2 separate regions of the Homo sapiens genome follow, and region 2 is linked to region 1. Evidence: chromatin loops called from intact Hi-C (ENCODE). Cell type or tissue: mammary epithelial cell. All regions are shown on one strand.

Region 1 (5,000 bases):
TATTGATTTGTGAACGTTGAACCATCATTGCATACCAGGAATAATGCTTACTTGATTGTGGTGCATTAACGTTTTTTATGTGCTGCTGGATTTAGTTTGATAATGTTTTGTTGAAGATTTTTGTACCTATATTCATCAGGGATATTGGCCTGAAGTTTTTGTTACTTTTTCCATTGTGTCTCTACCATATTTTGGTATCAGGCTGATGCTGGTTTCATTGAATGAGTAGAAGAGTCCCTCTTCAATTTTTGGAATACATTCAGTAAAACTGGTGTCAGTTCTTCCTTCTAACAGAATTTGACAGTGAATCTACCAGACTGAGGACTCTTTTTTTTTTTTTTTGGTTGGTTGGTATGTTTTTTCTTAATCCTGATTCAATTTTGTAACTTGTTATTGGTCTGTTCAGGTTCTCATTTTCCTCTTCGTACAATCTTGGGAGGTTTTGCATTTCTAGGAATATATCCTTTTCTTCCAGATTTTCTAATTTGTGTGCATAGAGTTGTCCATAATAATCTCTGTGACCTTCTGTATTTCTTTGAGATCAGTTATATCATCATCAGTCATTTCATATTGTATTTATTTTGATCTCCTATTTTTTTCTGTGTTAATTAAGGTAGAAGTCTCTCAATTTTGTCTGTTCTTCCAAGACCCAACTCTTGGTTTAATTGATTATTTTTATTGATTTTTGCAACTCAGTTTTATTCAGTGCTTCTCTAATTTTAGTTATTTCTTTTCTTCTGCTAGTTTTAGGATTAGTTTGCTCTCTTTCATTCTAGTTCCTCTATGTGTAGAGTTAGATTGTTAATTTGAGATCTTTTTAACTTCTTGATGAAGGCCTTTAGTACTGTAAACTTTCCTCTTAACATTGTTTTAGCTTCATACCAGAGAGTTTGCTAAGTAATGTCCCTGTTTTAATTAATTTCAAATAATATTTACATTTCTGTCTTAATTTTGATGTTCACCTAGGAGTTATTCTGAGCAAGTTGTTTAATTTTCATGTGTTTGTCTTGTTGTGAGAGATATGCTTGATATTGATTTTTATTTATATTTCACTATGGTGCAAGACTGTGCTTAGTGTAATTTTATTTCTTTTTAATTTTTTGAGACTTGGTTTATAACTGAGCATGTGGTCAATCTTAGAGTACGTTTTGTGTGCAGATGAGAAGAATGCATATTATGTGTTTGTTGGGTGGGATAATCTGTAGATATTTATTAGGTCCAATTAATCAAGTGTTGAGTTCAAGTCCAAAATGTCTTTGCTAGTTTTCTGCCTCAGTGATGTGTCTAAAGCTGATAGTGAGGCTTTGAAATCTTCCTCTATTATTGTTTAGTTATCTACATCTTTTGTATTTCAAGAAAAACTTGTTTTATAAATCTTGGTGCTTCAATGCTGGATGCATATCTATTTAGGATAGTTACGTCTTCTTGTTGAATTGTACCTTTTATCATTACGTAGCCCTTCTTCTTCCTTCTTAATTGTTATTGGTTTAAAGTCTGTTTTATCTGATATAAGAATAGCAACTCCAACACTTTTTCTTTTTCTATTTGCAAGGTAAGTCTTTCTCTATCCCTTTACTTTGAACTTGTGGATGCTATTACATATTAAGTGGGTCTTTTGAAAATACCAAATGGTTGGATCTTGTCTCTTTTTTAAAAATACAGCTTACCACTCTGTATATTTTAAATGGGGGCATTTAGGCGACTTACATTCAGTTTTAGTACTGCTATGTGAGACTTTGATCCTGTCATTATGCTATTAGCTGGTTCTTATGGAAAGCTGATTGTGTATTTGCTTCACAGTGCCTTTTGGCTATGTGCTTAAGTGTGTTTTTGTGATAGCAGGTGTTATTCTTTTGATTCCATGTTTAGTACTGCCTTAAGGACCACTTGTAAGGCTTTTCTAGTTGTAATGGATTCCCTCAGCATTTGTTTGTTTGAGAAGAATTTCATTTCTCTTTTGCCTATGAGGCTTAGTTTGATGGAATATGAAATTCTTGGTTGTAATTTCTTTTCTTCAAGGATGCTGGAAATAAACCCCAATCTCTTCTAGCTTGTAAGGTTTCTGCTGAGATGTTGGCTGCTATCCTGATAGGGTTCCCACTGTATGTGGCCTAACCTTTCTATCTTCTTTTAAGAATGTTTCTTTCACATTGACCTTTGTGAACCTTATGATTATGTGCCTTGGAGATGGTCGACTTTTATAGTATCTAGCCTCGGTTCTCTTTATTCTTGAATTTGTATGTCACCCTCTCTATTGAGATTAGTGAAATGTTCATGGACTATCCCCTCCAATATGTTTCCAAGTCACTTACTCTCTCTCCTTCTCTCTCAGGAATGCCAGTGAGTCATAGGTCTTATCTCTTTGCATAATCCCGTATTTCTCAGAGATGTTGTTTATTTTTCAATATTCTTTCTTTTTTATTTTTATCTGACTGAGTTGATTTAAAGAACAGTTCTTCAATCTCTGAGATTCTTTCCTCAGTTTTTTTTTCCTGCAATTAATACTTGTGATTATATTATGAAATTCTTGTAGTGAATTTTTCAGTTCTTTCTTTAAATGCCTATTTTGTCATCAGCTCCTGGAGATCATTATACTGGGTTTCCTGGCTTCTTTGGATTGCATTTTATGTTACTCCTGAATATCGATGAGCTTACTTACCGTACAGATTCTAAACTCTATGTCTGTCATTTCTGTCATTTCAGTCTGGTTAAGAATCATTGCTGGAAAGCTAGTGGGCTCATTTAGAGACAAAGGAATGCTTTGGCTTTTTGAATTGCCAGAATTCTTGTGCTGATTCTCTTTCTGGGAGAGCTGGTGTTCCCTTAATTGTGGGGTTAGTTGAGTACAGTCAGTCAGGTTCTTATCCAGGTGCTTTCAGAGGGCCAAAGCTCTGTATAGGATCTTTGTGGTTGGATTTTTGCCCTTGGTTTCACAGGGGTGTTACACAGTCACTCAATACTTTAGGTATTGTAGTTTGAGATGTAATCCAGTAGATGGCGCTTAAAATTAACGGTCTGTAGGCTGTTACTCGGCCGTGCAGCTCTTTCGTATTTCTCTGCATTCCCAGGCCTGCTCTGCAGTGGGAAGGGAGAGATGTCCTCTGACCAGGTCAACTCTGGGCCTTTGGAGACCCCCCTCCGGCCCCAGTCACTGGCGCCACACCTGCATTTCCTTTGGTGTTTTGGGCCAAACAGGCCGCTCCAAGAAGATAGGCCACACCTTTTCTGGACTGGCACTGCGGAAGGAGGTATGCTCCCGTCCTGCACCGTCCCATGAACCCATGCATCTCACTCCTCACAGTGCTCTGAGAGTGGGGCCTTCTCCCCCACTTGGATGCCAGCCACAGACCTTGGTTCAGCCCTTGCGAGCTGTATGCAACAGCCCTGGGACGTGAAACTGGCCCAGCTGCTCTGGGAATCCAAAGGGCTCCCACGTTGCTGGGAATATTGGGAGCAAATCACCCAGGCTGGGCTGTGGAGTGTGCGCTGTGCACACACTCTTGCGGTATGGCCAGGGAGGGACCTTGGAAGGGACTGGCATTCAGGAGTGCCGGCAGAACAGATGTGCCCCTGTCCTCAGGTAGAAACTGACTTTGCTCTCTCCTGGCCCGCAGTCAGCTGCTACTAGAGTTTCTTGGAGGACGATGGTGGCCGCTAGGGGGATGGGCACCTATAGCCACATTCCGCAGAAACTGTTCCATGAACAAAAGCCCTTGGGCTCCATGCCGGCCGAAGCTCTGACTCCTCCTACTCTTGGGCAGATCCCCTGCAAGCTGAAATATCCAATGGGGACATGGAATCCTCTGTAATTAAGAAACCAGCAGTCTGTGGCAAGAATGGGCTGTCCCTCAGTCCCTTCACTCACCCATTTCCCAGGAGCCCTCTGGGGCTGGGAACTAGCCCTAGCATTTGAGTCCCCAGCACAGGATTTCTAGCTTTCTCCCTCTTCAGCCTCGGAGTTTGCATTGCTTCTTCATCCTCTGAATTGAATACCTGCTCAAATTATGTTGGTTTACATGATATTTTGCTCTCTCTTGGTGAAGGCAGCGCTTCCTGGCTGGGTCTAGTCGGTTATCTTGTCCCCCTTCTCTACCATCATTCTTGATGTTAACTTTGACAGCTTGATTAAGGTGCTCTCTAGTAGCCTTTATCATTGCAAAATTGGGTTGTTGTTGTTTTTTCCATTTTGAGTACCTATTTCATGGGGAAATCCTTTGTGTAATAACTTATTCCTCATCAAATATTTTACACACCAGTTTTAGTACACATTCACAAATATATTTCTGCATTAATCTTTACTCTGAAGGTTGCCAAATGGTGATTTTTAAATAGGTATAAATGATAGAGATGCTTTATAAAAAGAGATATACTTTAAATTTCAAATACACTATAAATGAGATCCTGTTATATCTTTCATTATATAATCTACTTTTATTTTAATACATAACTTACATTTAAATCAATTAATACATACTTTTAATGGCTACATTGTAGACAGTTGCATGTAGTGTGATTTTTAGAACAAAAAATTTATATTATCTTTTGTTTTTTATAATATAAACAGTTTAATATTGAACATTTTTATACAAAATTTTTAAACACTAATAAACATTTTAAGATAAACTGTCAAGAGAGAAATACCAATAACACATTAATATGGTTTGGCAGTGTCCCCACCCAAATCTCATCTTGAATTGTAGTTCCCATAACCCCCACATGTGGTGGGAGGGACTCTGTGGGAGGCAATTTAATCATGGAGGTGGTTACCCTAATGATGTTCTTGTGATAATGAGTTCTCACAAGATCTGATGGTTTTATAAGGCGCTTTTCCCCCTTCTGTTCTGCACGTCTTCTCTCTTGCCTGCTACCATGTAAGAGGTGACTTTGCTCGTCATTCGCCTATCGCCATGAGTGTGAGGCCTCCCCAGCTGTATAAGAACTATGAATCAATTAAACCTCTTTCCTTTATAAATTACCCAGTCTCAGGTATGTCTTCATTG
Region 2 (5,000 bases), 650 kb after region 1:
ATTTACTCAAAGTTGGGATTGTGAACCTGTCAGCAAGTTTGGCTCCAAATAGATGACGGTTTGACTGCAGTCACAGTGTCTAATGTAAACCAGCAGCTCTAATTATAAACACCATCAGAGAAGGGGATCCACTATACATCCAAATAGTTGTCAAATACATAAACAAAGGAATAAGTGAGTGTATTAATGTTCCATCTGACAGCTGGGGCACAAATCATCCCTGAATTCAGAACCCTGATAGGCAATGATGATCTAATTTGTTCAAATACCAGTCATCAGATACAATGTTTTGTTAATTTCTGGAGGTGTTTATTCTAAACTAATTCAAAGCCTGTAGTTTTCAGAAGGCTTCCACATGTAGGGTCAGCAACCTCATCTTGTAGAACTGCCTCTGAATAGAGAGTAATAAGATGAAACAGTTGTGTGTGTGTGTGTGTGTGTGTGTATTTTTTTAACCACACAAAGCTCAATCCAACTCTGTTGGACAATGTCTCATAAACTCAGTTGTTCAAATGAAATAAAATTTTACCTGTAAAATGATATATTTATTGACAACTTATAATAAATCATTCATAGTAAAAAAAAAAGACATCAAATTGTCTAGAAAGAAGCATAGAGATTAGGGGCCTGTCAAATCAACTTTATGGTGTACTAAATGGTGTAATTAGGACACACAAAATTTAATTTTCAAGATATGAAGCAGCTCTTTACTGGAAGATTCTAATGCTTCTTCCTCAACATTTAAATAAAAGTCTTAGAATTCAATTATTTGGTAAACACAGCACTCATCTTTCTCTTTAGCTCAGTAGTGGATTTCTGTATGTCATGTTGACATTAAGATAAAGACATATATTCTAGACCTTATTTTTAAAAAATTGTTCTCTTAGATGTTCACAAGAGCTCATCTTTCCTTAGCCATTGCAAAGACAGCTTACTGAACACCTGCCATGTGCTAAGTGCCTTGAGCCATACCCGGTGAGATACCAAGAAGTGGAGAAGTAGGAAGGAACCCCAAAAAAGTCTTAAAAGTGAATATATATATATGTACATATACACACACATATATATGAATTCATATATATATATATATATAAAGTTTAAAAATAGTAACCTATAAAAAATCCATAAAAATGAAGATCAATGTGAAATGGGAAAAATTGGAAAGATTTGTGCGGGAGGTGGGAAGTATGATTTTTATCTTGCTACTTAAAGTACCAGACTGACATGGAGCAAGAGAAAAGGTGTAACTACAAGATTTAACTTACTACAGGGTTAATGTTAGATAACAGAGAAATAAGATGGGTATATTTACAAGGGCCTTAAAAAGTCCAAATTTGACCAAGGTGATCAAGACAATAGAGAAATATTACAGATTCTTTTAAGATTAAAACAGCATTTAAGGAGATTCTTCTGGAAATATAAATGATGCAAGTATAAATGATGGATTATAGGCAGGAGATTTAAGAGATGCAGAAGCTATCCAGAAAGGGAGATGCTTTGGCTTTTTAAGCCTAAAGTAATGAATGTCTGAAGTTCCAGAAATCACAATGGTATAAATAAAGAAGAAGTGTGACTACATTTCCAAGTAGGAAGTCTTGATATGACAGAAAAGTATTAAAATATAGGGTATATATGGGATATATGAGACATTTTCTGAAAGATTCATAGGACTTTGTAAATTAGTTGTCTGACTTCATTTTTAACTGGATAGCTAGAAAGAATGATATCAAGGATATGATAGATCATTTTCTCTGGTCTTTATGTGTGTCTTTATGCTGATGATGATAGACTTTAAGGAGTCTATCTAAAAAATTTGTATCTAAAAATCTATCTAAAAAATCTTAAAAAATTTAGCAGATCTATCTAAAAAATTGTAAAAGCTTTTCATGGATAACTCATAATTTTCAACAATGAGTTTATAATTTATCTAAAATCTGCTCTCTTTATGTGATAGATTTTCCTGATAGTCTCATTCTAATTCCTGCATATACAACAATTTATCAGTGATTCACATTATGCCCACATTTTATTCAAATACTAGGATCCTCACTCCTCACCCTCTATCCATTGCTGCTTTCCAGACAAAAAAAGTTAGCAATGGATAGAGGGTCTCACTTTTCCTACCCTAGGTTTTTACAGTCACTCCTCACTCCAATGTGATCTCTAATTGCTATGAAGCTTCTTTCTGCATTGCAGATTTGATCATATTGGGCCCTAGCTTACAAAATGTCTCCCTCTATTGTCCACAATGTAATTCCTAACTCCCTAGTGACATAAAGGATCTTTTAATGTTTCATGCATTCAACAAATGTATGAACTGAAAACCTAAAACATGCCAAATGCTACCTAGGAGGGCTCAAGGAGAGCCAATGCTGTCGTGCGGACATGGTCTGACCCTGTTTAATTTAAAGTCCATTTGTGGGGAGACTGATGATAATCAAATAATTATGTCAAAATATAAAGTGGCAGTTGCAAAAGTGTTGCCAAGTGGTTTGTATAACAGGGATTTTACCCAGGCAGGGAAGTCAGAGAAGCCTTCCTAAAGAAGTAGTTTATGAACTAAAATCTGGAGGATATGTTGGTGAAAGAAGAGAAGAGTGGTTTTCATAAAGCAGGGGTTGTGGGAGAAGGAAGCGCTTTTGCAAAGTTTTGTTGCATATGTAAGTGCGCTAGGTAAGAGGGTCTTTAAAAAGTTCAATTATTCTGGACCAGAGAGAGTGTGGGGCAGGATGTTGCAAGACAAGGCTCAAGAGAAGGAATAGAAACCGTAGAGCTTTGTTGAACAGCGTAGACTACTGAGTATGTCTTAAAACATTGGGAAACTAATGAGAAGTTTTATATAGGAGGGTGACATGATCATAATTCATTTAGCAAAGAAAAAATGGTGGACTGGCAGGAGGTGATTAACTTGGGCAGACCAAACAGACCAAGAAATGCTTGTTAGAACAGTTGTGATGATGGTGGCAATCTTGAAAATCTAAGAAAAGAGAATTTATTTCTAATGATGGAGATCTAGAAAATGCCTATATTTCACTAGAGTGTGAATGAAGGAAAGACGTGAATAAAGAATAGAAATAAGGCTAAAAAATGAGGAGGCAGAGGGAAGATAAATAAGAATCTAGGTCATAGAATCTGTGGCAGAAAGAAATCTATTATTGTTATGGGGACTTTAGAATCCTCATCCATTAGAACCACCATACTTGCTACCCAGGAATTACAGTTTTCTCAGCAGCATTCTTACATAGATTAAGAAGTGTCGTGATCCCATTATTCCAGGATGCATAATATTACAGTTTTTCCAAGTTCAACTTGAGGACTACCTGCATTAGAATCAACAAATATTAAAAAAAAATCTTGAAATAGAAGTAGTTCCAGATTCTGTATTTTTGTTTAAAAAAAAATGAACTCCTGGGCTAAAGCAATCCTCCTGCCTCAGCCTCCTGAGTGGCTAAGACTACAGGTGCATGCTATTGTGCCTGGCTCTGCATTTTTAACCGGTCCAATTAGTGGTCCTGACGAAACCTGAACTTTGAGAAGCAGTTTAAAATCTACTGAAATATGGATTTAGTGGCAAAAGTACTCAAAGTCTTGCATATATACAAGGGTTCATGCCCAAAACATGTCAAGAGGCAACATGATGTATTGAGAAAGCATTACTTTTATAGTAAGACTTGGAATTTAAATTGTAGTTGAATTGTTTGACTAAGTGATGTTATATAAGTTATTTAATTTCTGTAGAGTCCAGTTAAAAAACTATGTATTGGCTTTTTCAAGTCTCCTGCCTCTCATTAGTCAAAATTGCGTTTTCTATCTTTCTGGGTCTTTGTACACCATATCTATGAGCAGTTTTAAGGAATGCCAGAGGCTCTCTTGAGTCCCATCAGGTAAAACCTGGGTACTATGAAACCTCTGTGTCTCCCATGTAAGCTATGACCTCACCTGTGAGACTCTGAGACAGTTATTTCATAATAAAAATATATATTTTGACAATATGTGTAAACCATGAAAACCAGCAAGACACACACACACACACACACACACACACACACATTTTGTAATTGATTCAAAAAATGTCAGTAGAGCCACAATATCTAGTTATAAAATTTGAGCTTGAAGTCTGCAACAAAGTAGGCTATAAATTTACATACATGTGTTAAAAAGCTGAGTGACAAGTATGTGCCTAAAACTCCAAAGTTTATAGAAAGTTTCTTTTATGCTTGCAATTTTCTATTCAGATTTTTTCCAAAAGGTATGTAAAATAAAAGGGCTAAGTATCATTTCCTCACCTAAAATAGTGTTTTATTTATTAATTGATAAAATGCAATGGAAAATGAAATATTATCTAGATATAATGAAACAGTTGTCATTTTAAACAGAGCTATTGCAATATTTGAAATACAGTGAGGAATAAAGTTATTTTATTTTTGTTTACAAAATTAATCAGACAATTTACCCAAGTCATCTTGAATACTACTCTTTCCTGGATAAAAATTTAATCTGAGTCTGACAATTATGCACATGGAAAATCTTTATGCTGGGTTAGAGTGTCCCCAGCAGCTGGTTTACTTAGTATTAGTGATTTTCAATTGTTGAATATTCAGATTGGTAAATGTGCTGGAGAGTTTGAATTGCCAAACTTTTTTCTACCTCCAGCTCGTCTTATGACAATTTGCCTTCATTTTAAACATGTTATTATTAATCATAATTTAAAATTAGTGTCAAATTTATGAGGTGGCTTCATGAATTGACTGTACAAGGTTTTATTTTGTGTTAACAAAAATAAAAATAAATTGTAGCTTTCTGGTAGCTTGTGGAATATATTCAGATCTTAAAGAGGCAATGACTACTGTTTTCTAGGATCTCTTCCATCAGTTTGTTATGAGTTACATCCTGAAGTATAATCAAATGCCTACCTTGTTATAATTTATAAGATGATACTATTTTAAAATTATGACTCATCAGGAGAGTAGTTAAATTTTAATAATTATTTCCCAAAGCTA

Evidence for each region. A loop is a pair of places that touch in the nucleus more often than their neighbours do. Peaks named below come from ENCODE experiments on the same cell type or tissue, not always from the same donor. Only the 100,000 strongest peaks of a DNase experiment are listed, where the experiment ranks them.
Region 2: a loop joins it to region 1, with 17 times the contacts of the local background. A loop is called at or near these places in 2 of 110 quality-filtered maps.

Annotation. Positions count from the first base shown.
Region 1 is chr3:84,545,067-84,550,066 of GRCh38, forward strand. No RefSeq gene overlaps it. Among named protein-coding and RNA genes, the nearest start is that of LINC00971, 320 kb to the right of the region's middle. RefSeq lists enhancers at 2,758-3,313, 3,314-3,868 and a silencer at 3,029-3,088. In mammary epithelial cell, a CTCF peak has its summit at 3,009 (motif pointing right); no DNase peak of the experiment used is centred here.
Region 2 is chr3:85,191,526-85,196,525 of GRCh38, forward strand. The region is part of intron 1 of CADM2 (cell adhesion molecule 2); the gene reads left to right. Among named protein-coding and RNA genes, the nearest start is that of SNORA95, 130 kb to the left of the region's middle. In mammary epithelial cell, a CTCF peak has its summit at 2,240; no DNase peak of the experiment used is centred here.